2 separate regions of the Mus musculus genome follow, and region 1 is linked to region 2. Evidence: chromatin loops called from intact Hi-C (ENCODE). Cell type or tissue: left cerebral cortex. All regions are shown on one strand. Each heading gives the region's core, and the rest is flanking DNA. Links, peaks and the distances in the headings are about the cores only.

Evidence for each region. A loop is a pair of places that touch in the nucleus more often than their neighbours do. Peaks named below come from ENCODE experiments on the same cell type or tissue, not always from the same donor. Only the 100,000 strongest peaks of a DNase experiment are listed, where the experiment ranks them.
Region 1: it touches region 2 in a loop (4-fold over the local background); 5 of 42 quality-filtered maps call a loop at or near these places.

The regions. Positions count from the first base shown.
Region 1 is chr1:42,672,078-42,676,478 of GRCm38, reverse strand. All of the region lies in intron 1 of Pantr1 (POU domain, class 3, transcription factor 3 adjacent noncoding transcript 1), which reads left to right. Among named protein-coding and RNA genes, the nearest start is that of Gm46091, 10 kb to the left of the region's middle. In left cerebral cortex, for the core only: no CTCF peak of the experiment used is centred there; DNase peaks (open chromatin) are centred at 2,276 and 3,006; H3K27ac peaks cover 874 bases.
Region 2 is chr1:42,537,270-42,541,670 of GRCm38, reverse strand. No RefSeq gene overlaps it. Among named protein-coding and RNA genes, the nearest start is that of Gm46089, 34 kb to the left of the region's middle. In left cerebral cortex, for the core only: no CTCF peak of the experiment used is centred there; DNase peaks (open chromatin) are centred at 1,646, 1,923, 2,428, 2,856 and 3 more places; H3K4me3 peaks cover 1,785 bases; H3K27ac peaks cover 2,131 bases.

The sequences.
Region 1 (4,401 bases), core at 239-4,238, 130 kb before region 2:
CAAAGGAGCACTATCCAAGCATCCGTGACATTGCCTGGGAGTCAGTGACAGTGTTTTCAACCCACCCAGTATCCATGGAGGGTGGACTCTGAGCTAGCCTTGCCTGCAGTCCCTCTCTGGAGGGAATAAGGACTATGGACTGCTGGTTCAGGTGATGACCGTGTGTGCAAAACTGGTTAGGAAAAGAGAATATGTACTTTCATCTGGAGCCGGAGAGGACATATGTTCATCTTTGGAATTCTGTGAAGCAAGGATCCTCCACCCATGGTGACGGGGATATGCAGTATGCAAAACTTCAATTATGACTTTGCTTTACATGAGATTTTCACTGGGACTACTGGACTCAGAAGGGCAAGATGTATTCGTAAAGGTCAAAGTGATAAGTTGCTTGGGTTTCAGAGAACGATGATTTGATACTTGGTCCATTATTAAATATTCTGTCTCTTTCCAAGGAAGAATTTGAGGCAGTATATGGTGAAGAAATGGGTGAGAGTTTGTAGCTCTTGAAATGTGACAGAGAGGTGCTTTGTTCTTTTAGAGATTCTTGAGCCTCCTGGAGAAGAGGACTTGTTCTTTCCTTAACAAAAAGAAAAAAATGTGTTACAAAAAGAGATATCATTCTTTGTAACTGTCATTTATAAAAGGACAAAAAATGAAAATGTTTTCAAGGTGGTTATTGTGGGAGTTGAAATATTTAACTATTATATATATATATATATATACACACACACATATATATACACACACATATATAATATTCTCTGAATATATATAATATTCTCTGACTATATATTATATAATATACAATATATAATATGAATAATATATAATATTCTCTGAATATATATATTCAGAGAAGAGTTTACTGGAACCTTGCATAGTCTCATTGAAAAAGCTCATCTCGAGTCAGATAAATTTTATATCAGAGAAAGCATTACAATAGCCTTTGAAAATTGTTAACGCTGACCACTGACGTTTTACTTCCTGCTCTTAATTCCCATAAGACATTTCGACATTTTGGAAAACATAGATCACACTTGTTTCAGAGAATCAATACATGCTATATGCTTTACTTCTGGTTTTGTTTGTTTCAGTGTGCAGATCGGAGACAGCTACAGTGAAGAGCATAGGGAGGCTCCTCATATTCAGGAACTATGGGTTCCTGCACTGCCTCTCACAGTGGCTCAGCACCGTGGTCACCTCAGTGTAACACTCTCTGGGCTCAGCTTTTCTTATCTGTTTAATGTAGGTGTGGGTTGGAGCTGATTTGGGGTTTGAAATTTTCTGTCATCTAGAGAATCCATGAATGTAGGCCTGGCTTTTCTATATGTGGCTAGATTTTAAGTGATAGGGAACTTGTGGGTGAAGAATACAGACCATTGGGCTGTGTAGCATAAATCAATAAGTGGAGATGTATCCATCGACAGCATTTGTATTTCTCCCCATTACAAAGCAGTGCTATCTCTTTGAATACAATACACTTTTATGCCCCATTAAAGCATGCTTGACATAGCTCTCAACTACTTGCAAATGCTGAGAACTTGAAAAACATAACATTTACAAAAGATACATCTGGTGCATATTTATATGACTTGGAATAAGGAGTCATTTAAATACTGCTGAGCCATTTCCATATTAGGAGAAAAAAGATATTCCAGGTCCATATGTGAAATCGCTAGTGAAATATGTATAGGTTTCAATTTCTCCTGAACATTTTCTTTTCCTTGACACATGTTAAAAATATGGAAATATTGATTAGGGATTAAATCATCTTTCTGAGTTGTTGAAATTGCTTTCCCTCAGAATTTTATAGATCACACAATTAGGACTAGAGTATATTACAGAGTTGGTAAGTTTTGAAAAAAGAAAAGCTGCTTACTCTGGGGCAGGCAGAATTTCTTAACTTGGGGGCTGTGGATCTGTTAAGCATTAAAAGATGAGGTTTAGGGGCTCTGAGAAACCCCTGAATTGATACACAATTTTGTGCATGCATACAAGTGTGTGTGTGTGTGTGTGTGTGTGTGTGTGTGTGTGTGTGTGTGTATCAGTGAGTATAATTTATTCTTTTGCAGAGAACACTTAACTCTTATCAGTCACTAGGACTGATTCTTTACAAGTGGAAAAACTTTGACTCTGGGAAACCTCAAGAATTGGTTTTTGTAAGGAGTAGGTTAGCCATACCTACTCTCTGTGAGCCTCCTTTGCATAAAGAGAGTTTGATGACGTCAGGTGTCCTTTCCAGCTTGGGCATTTTGGAGTTCAGTGTTGGAGGGAACTTTATATACCCTTCTTGCTAGATCTTCAATCAGCCAACACCATCTGCTTTTATTCTGTGTGGCTGCATTCCTTCTTGGGCTGTTCCTGGGAAGGTTCTGTGTGGAACACAGGTGAGGTCGTTTAGCTGAATAGTGAACACATTGTGTAGAGATGTGATTGGGAGAAAAGTCACCTAAAATTGTATATTGTACAACTCCTTTAAAATGCCCATGTGGCACAGCAAACACAACAGTCCTCTCCCCTTCAGCTCTCTCTCTCTCTCTCTCTCTCTCTCTCTCTCTCTCTCTCTCTCTCTCTCTCTCACACACACACACACACACACACACACACACTGTAACTCACATTGTGGGTTTTGTTTTCAGCTGGAAGAAGTGAGAAAATCAAGGTTAAGGGTGTGATGTTCTCTACCACATAGAACAAATAAGGACGATGTAAGTGGAAGATTTCAAATCTCCTTGTCAATTTCCTATCTGTTGTCAGTCTGAATGATTTCCAAATCAGAAGAACTCAGAGGATCTGTTTTCCCATCAGTTCTGAGCCTAAGGAATTTGGAGCTGGAGTTCTGAGCCAGGAAATGGTCCTGTTTTGAATTCAGAGGCTCTGGGGCTGTGCACGGATGCCAGGCTTTTGATAGATTCCGAAAGATTCCACATGGTATTTCAACCTCAGAGGTCAGAAAGAATTCCTCATTCCTCGGAGGGGCACTCAGAGAATGACAGAAGCGGCCTGGGAGTTTTGTTATTCCTCTGAGAGAGCTGCTCATGCCTCTGCAGGCTGTGGTGATGTGGTCAACTAGATGCACCCACTCTCCTCATATAGAATGTTCTTCCACTGAGCATGAGCAGGCTTAGTCTAGAGGCTGTTACTGCATTTCTGCATATTAGGCATAGTGCCGCTCCAGCTTCTAGAGGGCTCTGGAACCTTCTCACCTTACATTTAATTATTGTGTTATCGTGTAGACCCAGATTTCAGAGCTAGTGGGACCCCATTGTGCTGCAGTCCTTGAGAGAATCATTTGAAAGATTTCCTTGGATTGTTTTAGAGCCCCCGTGATATGTCATTTTCGTGTTTTAGCTGAGTGTGTGGATTAGACTTACATGCATGCTGCACTCCAGATACCAACCATTCTTTTTTTTTTTTTCCCCCTAACTAAACCTCTGTTTTATATTCTGGACAGATCAAATCTCAGTGTAACAGGAGGTGATGGCTTCTAGGTTCAGGCTCTTGGGAAGATGATTTGTTAGGAAGACAGACAGACAGACAGACACAGAGATATACAGATACATGCACACAGGCATAGATAAATAGATGATAGCTAGATGATAGCTAGATGGATGGATGGATAGGTAGGTGGGTAGGTAAGTGGGTAGGTAAGCTAGCTAGCTAGCTAGCTAGAATGATTTCAGGATTGCAATATAGATTAGGGGCATACATCAATGGTATTGTCCTTACCTGGTGTATGTGAGGTCCTGGTTTCTAGCTCTATAACCCTCATTCCCCTAAAATTATGAACTAAAATTCAGCAATGACTGAAACAGAAGAGATATGTATATATACCCCTACCCTCAAAGGCTATGACTTTTCTTGCCCCTGAAGCATTGTCAAAAACAGAAATATACCTTGCCTCAATTTTCCCTTTAGCACTTTGCTAATTGGCACCGTGCACTGTTTTTTTGTTTTTGTTTTTGTTTTGTTTTTTTGTTTTTCCTGGCAGAACGATACACTGCTTCTGAGTCCACAGCAAGTTGAGGAGCAGAAGTTTCAACGTGTAGAATTCAGTTCTGTTTTGACCCAGAGCCTAGAACTTAACTGTGTAGACCAAGCTAGCCTGAAAGTCACAGATGTCTCTACCTTTCCCTGCCTCCAGAATGCTGGGATTACAGTCATGGGCCACCACACCCTGCAAAAATCTACTTTTATTATTTTCTGTTTCTATGTAGGTACTGCGTATACGTGTGTGTGTCTGTGTGTGTATCTGTGTGAGTACCACATTCATGTGGAGAATAGGTGAGGGCGTTGGATTTCCAGGAACTGGAGGTACAAGTAGTTGTGAGTGGTGGGACACGGTGCTGGGAGCTGAACGCTGGTCCTCTGGAGGAGGAGCCTTAACTGCTGGGCCATCTC
Region 2 (4,401 bases), core at 212-4,211:
AGCCTTCCACCTGAACCGTATGAGTAACAGGTCTTATTCTCTCTCTGTCTCTCTCTGTGTTTCCCTGTCTCTCTGTCTCTGTCTCCATCTCTCTCTCTCCTTCTCTCCCCCCCCCCTGTCTCATTTTCTGTCCCCCCCCACCCCCACCCATGCCTTTCTCTCTGCATGTTCTCACAGTGAAAATAACACACGTATAATACGCCAACCTTGCGAGAACACAAACTGCCGGGGAACATTACCTTCTGGGCTGTGGCGGATTCATGAGTTCCCACCAGCTGCTTGGCTCTGTCCAGACATGTTCCAGTGATCACCCTGTTAAGACTGGCAATTAAACAGAGTGTTATAGCTAGGAGACCCCAAATTTGATTCTATCCTTCTTTCCTCTTTGCAGAACTCAATTTGATTTTTTTTTCCTCCTGTGCAGAGAAAAGTATGCATGGGTCGTTGATGGGAGTATGCGTATAACCCTGACACAGGGAAACAAAAGTGCCAGCCCTGTATAATAAAATACAGATTCCCTACCATAGAAGAAAATGAATTTTACAAAGGTGCAAATCCCCCATAGTCACTTCAAAGAACTGTGTGGTGGAAAATACACCTACTTCTTGCTATATTTCAACTGTCTTGTCTGTTAGAATGGCACAAGAGCTTCCTGGTTGGTTAACCTTTAAATATATAGAGAGATGGAATGTTGGTCTCATCTGAAGAAAGGAAAAGTCCAGATTAGTAAATATGAAAATCTTGCAGGTGTACAGTATGCTATAAAGGTGAAACTACAAGAAACATCTACAAAGTGTTGTTAGAGAAAAAGGAATATTGACAAAGAGCATTATACAATTATTTAAGACAATGCTCTGCGTGCTGAGAGAGAAAATGTGTCTTAATGTAGGACTGTTGGGATACACAGATTGTCAGGGGAGCTGAAAATAGTGCAGGGATGACCAAAGTTGAACGACCTAATGACTCGTGACATCTCTCCTTAAAAATAAATCCGATGGTGACAGAGGAATAACACATTAAAAAAAAAATTCCTCACCCGACCCGCAACCGGATTTCACATTATTAGTGCGGGCAAGTAAATTTTATGTGATGGTTTGTTGTATTTAAAGACAGTGTAAAACTCTCATTGCAAACAGTTGTTTACAGTGCGTTTTTCAGTACCGAGCTGTTTTAAAGCTCAATTGTGCATTTTGCAGATAAAGTGGGAAAACTAACTGAAGGCTGTATTGTAAGCAGCGGTTGCCGTGGAAACCCCAGTTTCAAGAGCTGGTTCTCCATTACCACTTAATTTAGGCTTCCTAATTGCATTCCACTAAATCGGCAGCGACAATATCTGCAGAGCAAAACTGCATGCCCAGTCTAGCGCAAACCTCTTTGAAACAGGCTTTTTGAAAGCCAGGAGCTATAAAAACTCAGCATGACGCGGGGCATATGAGAAACCTGTAGTTCAAATGTACCACTGCCTGCTTTCCAGTCCTTGGTAACTTCAGTGCGCTCCACACCAATCTATTAGTTCAGTCTACCTTAAAGATCATAAAGTTCTGTCATGTGGAAACTCATCTGTCCAGCAACACATTGGTGCAAAATAGATTTAATTGTACTCCCGGCTCGGTATCATGTCCATTTCATTTTACTACACACCAGCAGGTAGCCGGCACGCAGCCTCACTTCCCTTGAACTGCCATTGCTCTACAATGTGAAGAGAACAATACTTTCTCAGTCTAAAGTATTTGCCACTGTTGGGCTGAGTAGAGAGCTAGACCGCCCATATGTGACCTGAAGAAGAGGTTTGTCAGAACCACTAGACATAAAAGCGTTCCAATTATCGACCACACTGCCTTGCTAGAGGCAACTAATATGATAGTGTGAGCGACTGCGCTAGTGAGGAGCCCCTTCATCACTGTCAGATTACCACTCCAGTGAAACTCTTGTAAATCAGTCACATTATGCTACTGGTGGAAAAATAAACACAGACCTATTGTGCTCCGGATTCTGGAGGGCTCTCGGCAAACGGAGTTACACCGGACGGATGCCCTATTTGTCTGAATTTTTGTCATGTTTAGTATTTGGTGATTACTAACGTGGGAAGCGTTGGCAAGATTGAAGTTACCAACTGCGTTGAGATTCTGCAAGGGAAGCCTTGGCCTTTGGTGGCCAAGGAACAGGACAGCCTGGCTTTCTGGCAGGATGGGGGAGGAGGGTCCGGGTGTTGGGGGGGGGGGGGCTTGTGTGTGAGCGTCCAGTGGGAGAGGAAGCTGCTGACCCTTGATTGACAACAAAATCCCACAATTCTCGTTTTCTCTTTAAACAACGGATGCTTTCAAGCAAAATGCCTCACTATCTCGGAGCACAGGACTTCGTGCCAATCCTCCGCACAGCTCATCATTTCCTCGCTTGGGTCCTGAGGATTTGGCATCTATATTAGAGGCAAAGAGACTCTTTTGCTCCTAAGAGACAAGTAAATAACTACAGCGTTTTATCCTCTCCCTGGCGTCGGTACACGTTGCTAACGCCGCCCAGGAGCGGCTGCCAAGCGCTCCGCTATTGTCTCCTATCTCCCAAGGTTTTGAATGCCCTTGCCCTCCCAACTGCGGCTCTTCTGTGGGAATGAATGAGGCTTTTTCCAGGACAAGATTTTATGAATGAGACAGACTGTGTATTACAAGGCAAGAGGCTCCTGTGCATTCTTCAGATTAAAAAAAAAAAACAAAACCAAAAACCAAAAAAACAAAACCCAGTGTGAAGAGAATCCACCTCCCAGATCCAGTGATGAGAAGACAGGAAATCAACATCGCTGATGACATTTTCCCAGAAAGCCACTCCAGGAAGTCATGGGACAAAGGACAGATGCTTGAGTGCAAACCCCAGGCCTAGACAAGCTGAGCCAAGGTAGACTCTAACAAGTCAACGGGAGCAGGAGAAACCTGCTGCTTGGCGCTCAGTTTCCATCAGGGACAGCAAGGCCACTGCAGTAGGTGTGGCAGTACGGAGTGGCAGGATCATGTTGTCACTGCATTTGACACACGAAAATCACAGCTGTCTTTAGGAACATGTGACTTTAGGGACAAAGTATGAGTAAATTCCAGAGGTAAAATTCTGGGCTTTCCATTACCCTGGTGTGGACCTAGTCAAATTATTCCTTCCCAGTGCCCTGGACCCGAAGCATCTGGGCACAGGCCTTGATAGCTTTTGAACTGTGACGAGCTAGGTGTTGGGTGGGGACCATAATGATTCTTCTGTTGCGTGTTTTTTTTTTTTCCCCTACTCCATGGCTGGATAAATCTGAGCACGTGTTTTCTAATAATGTTAATTCACAGGGACCAGAAGATGGTTCAGTGTTTGAGAGCGTACTCCTCTTTGGCAGAGAATCTCAGTTTCTGTTTTAGTACCCATGTTAAAAGGCTCACACCTGTAACACCAACTTCCCAGGGTTCTCTGGTATCTCTGGGCTTCTGCACTCACACACATGGACCCCCTGCCCCAAGCAGACGCATAATTTTAAAAATTAATCTTAAATATTGATGTTCTGCCATCTTGCAGTCATTCAGTTTATAAAAGCCTAAGTTTCGGTGCTCCCCACCCCCACCCACCGCCCTCTACCCCGTCAGGTTCTTGCTAATTTCCTCTTCGCTTCCTCTCAAAATTGCCTCTGATTTTATCTGCAATTTTTTCCACTTACACTGCTTATCTCTCAAACACCTATGCAACTAATAAAATTAGAGACCTATGCCTCCTTTTCATCCTAAACAATTAGTTCTAATCCCAAAACATCTTTGATCTCCTCTTCATTATTCTCAGACTCAATCCCAAATCTTTGGGACATAGCTTCAGTACCCCGGAGCAAGAAAACCGCAGCAGCTGAAGGAAAAAAAAAAAAAAAAAAAAGATCACCACTGAACACAAATCACAGAGAGTTGCATACATAGTTATGAGGAAAAATTGTAGCTTAACGGTGTTGATAGAATCAATATCGTCTCTGATAACAATATACCCCAGGTTCTATTATCCATCCAGGGAATGCCAATACCATAGAACCCACAGAAGACTCTCTGTCTAGGTTTATCCTCTGTTAATTCCTAAGAGAATTGTATAAATCCAATCAGATACCTGAAAGATCCTCTCTACTCCACCCACGTGAGGTCCTAAACTGGACACCACGCAGCTCCAAGTAATGTGCATGTGCGTTTGGAAGCAAGCACATCTTTAAGTTTACACACCTTTTTAGCACACAGCCCAGTGATAGAGAGAAGAGGTGATTTACGTTGCTCCTGTAGAGACTCATCCTTGCTAAAAACGTTTCGTGTGATTATTCTCTTGGAACCACTGTGCTTAGGAAGGGACCTGGAGCTCAGAGCTTACCAGGAATCAATTGTCCTTTGAATAAGCAAATATGTATTGCTT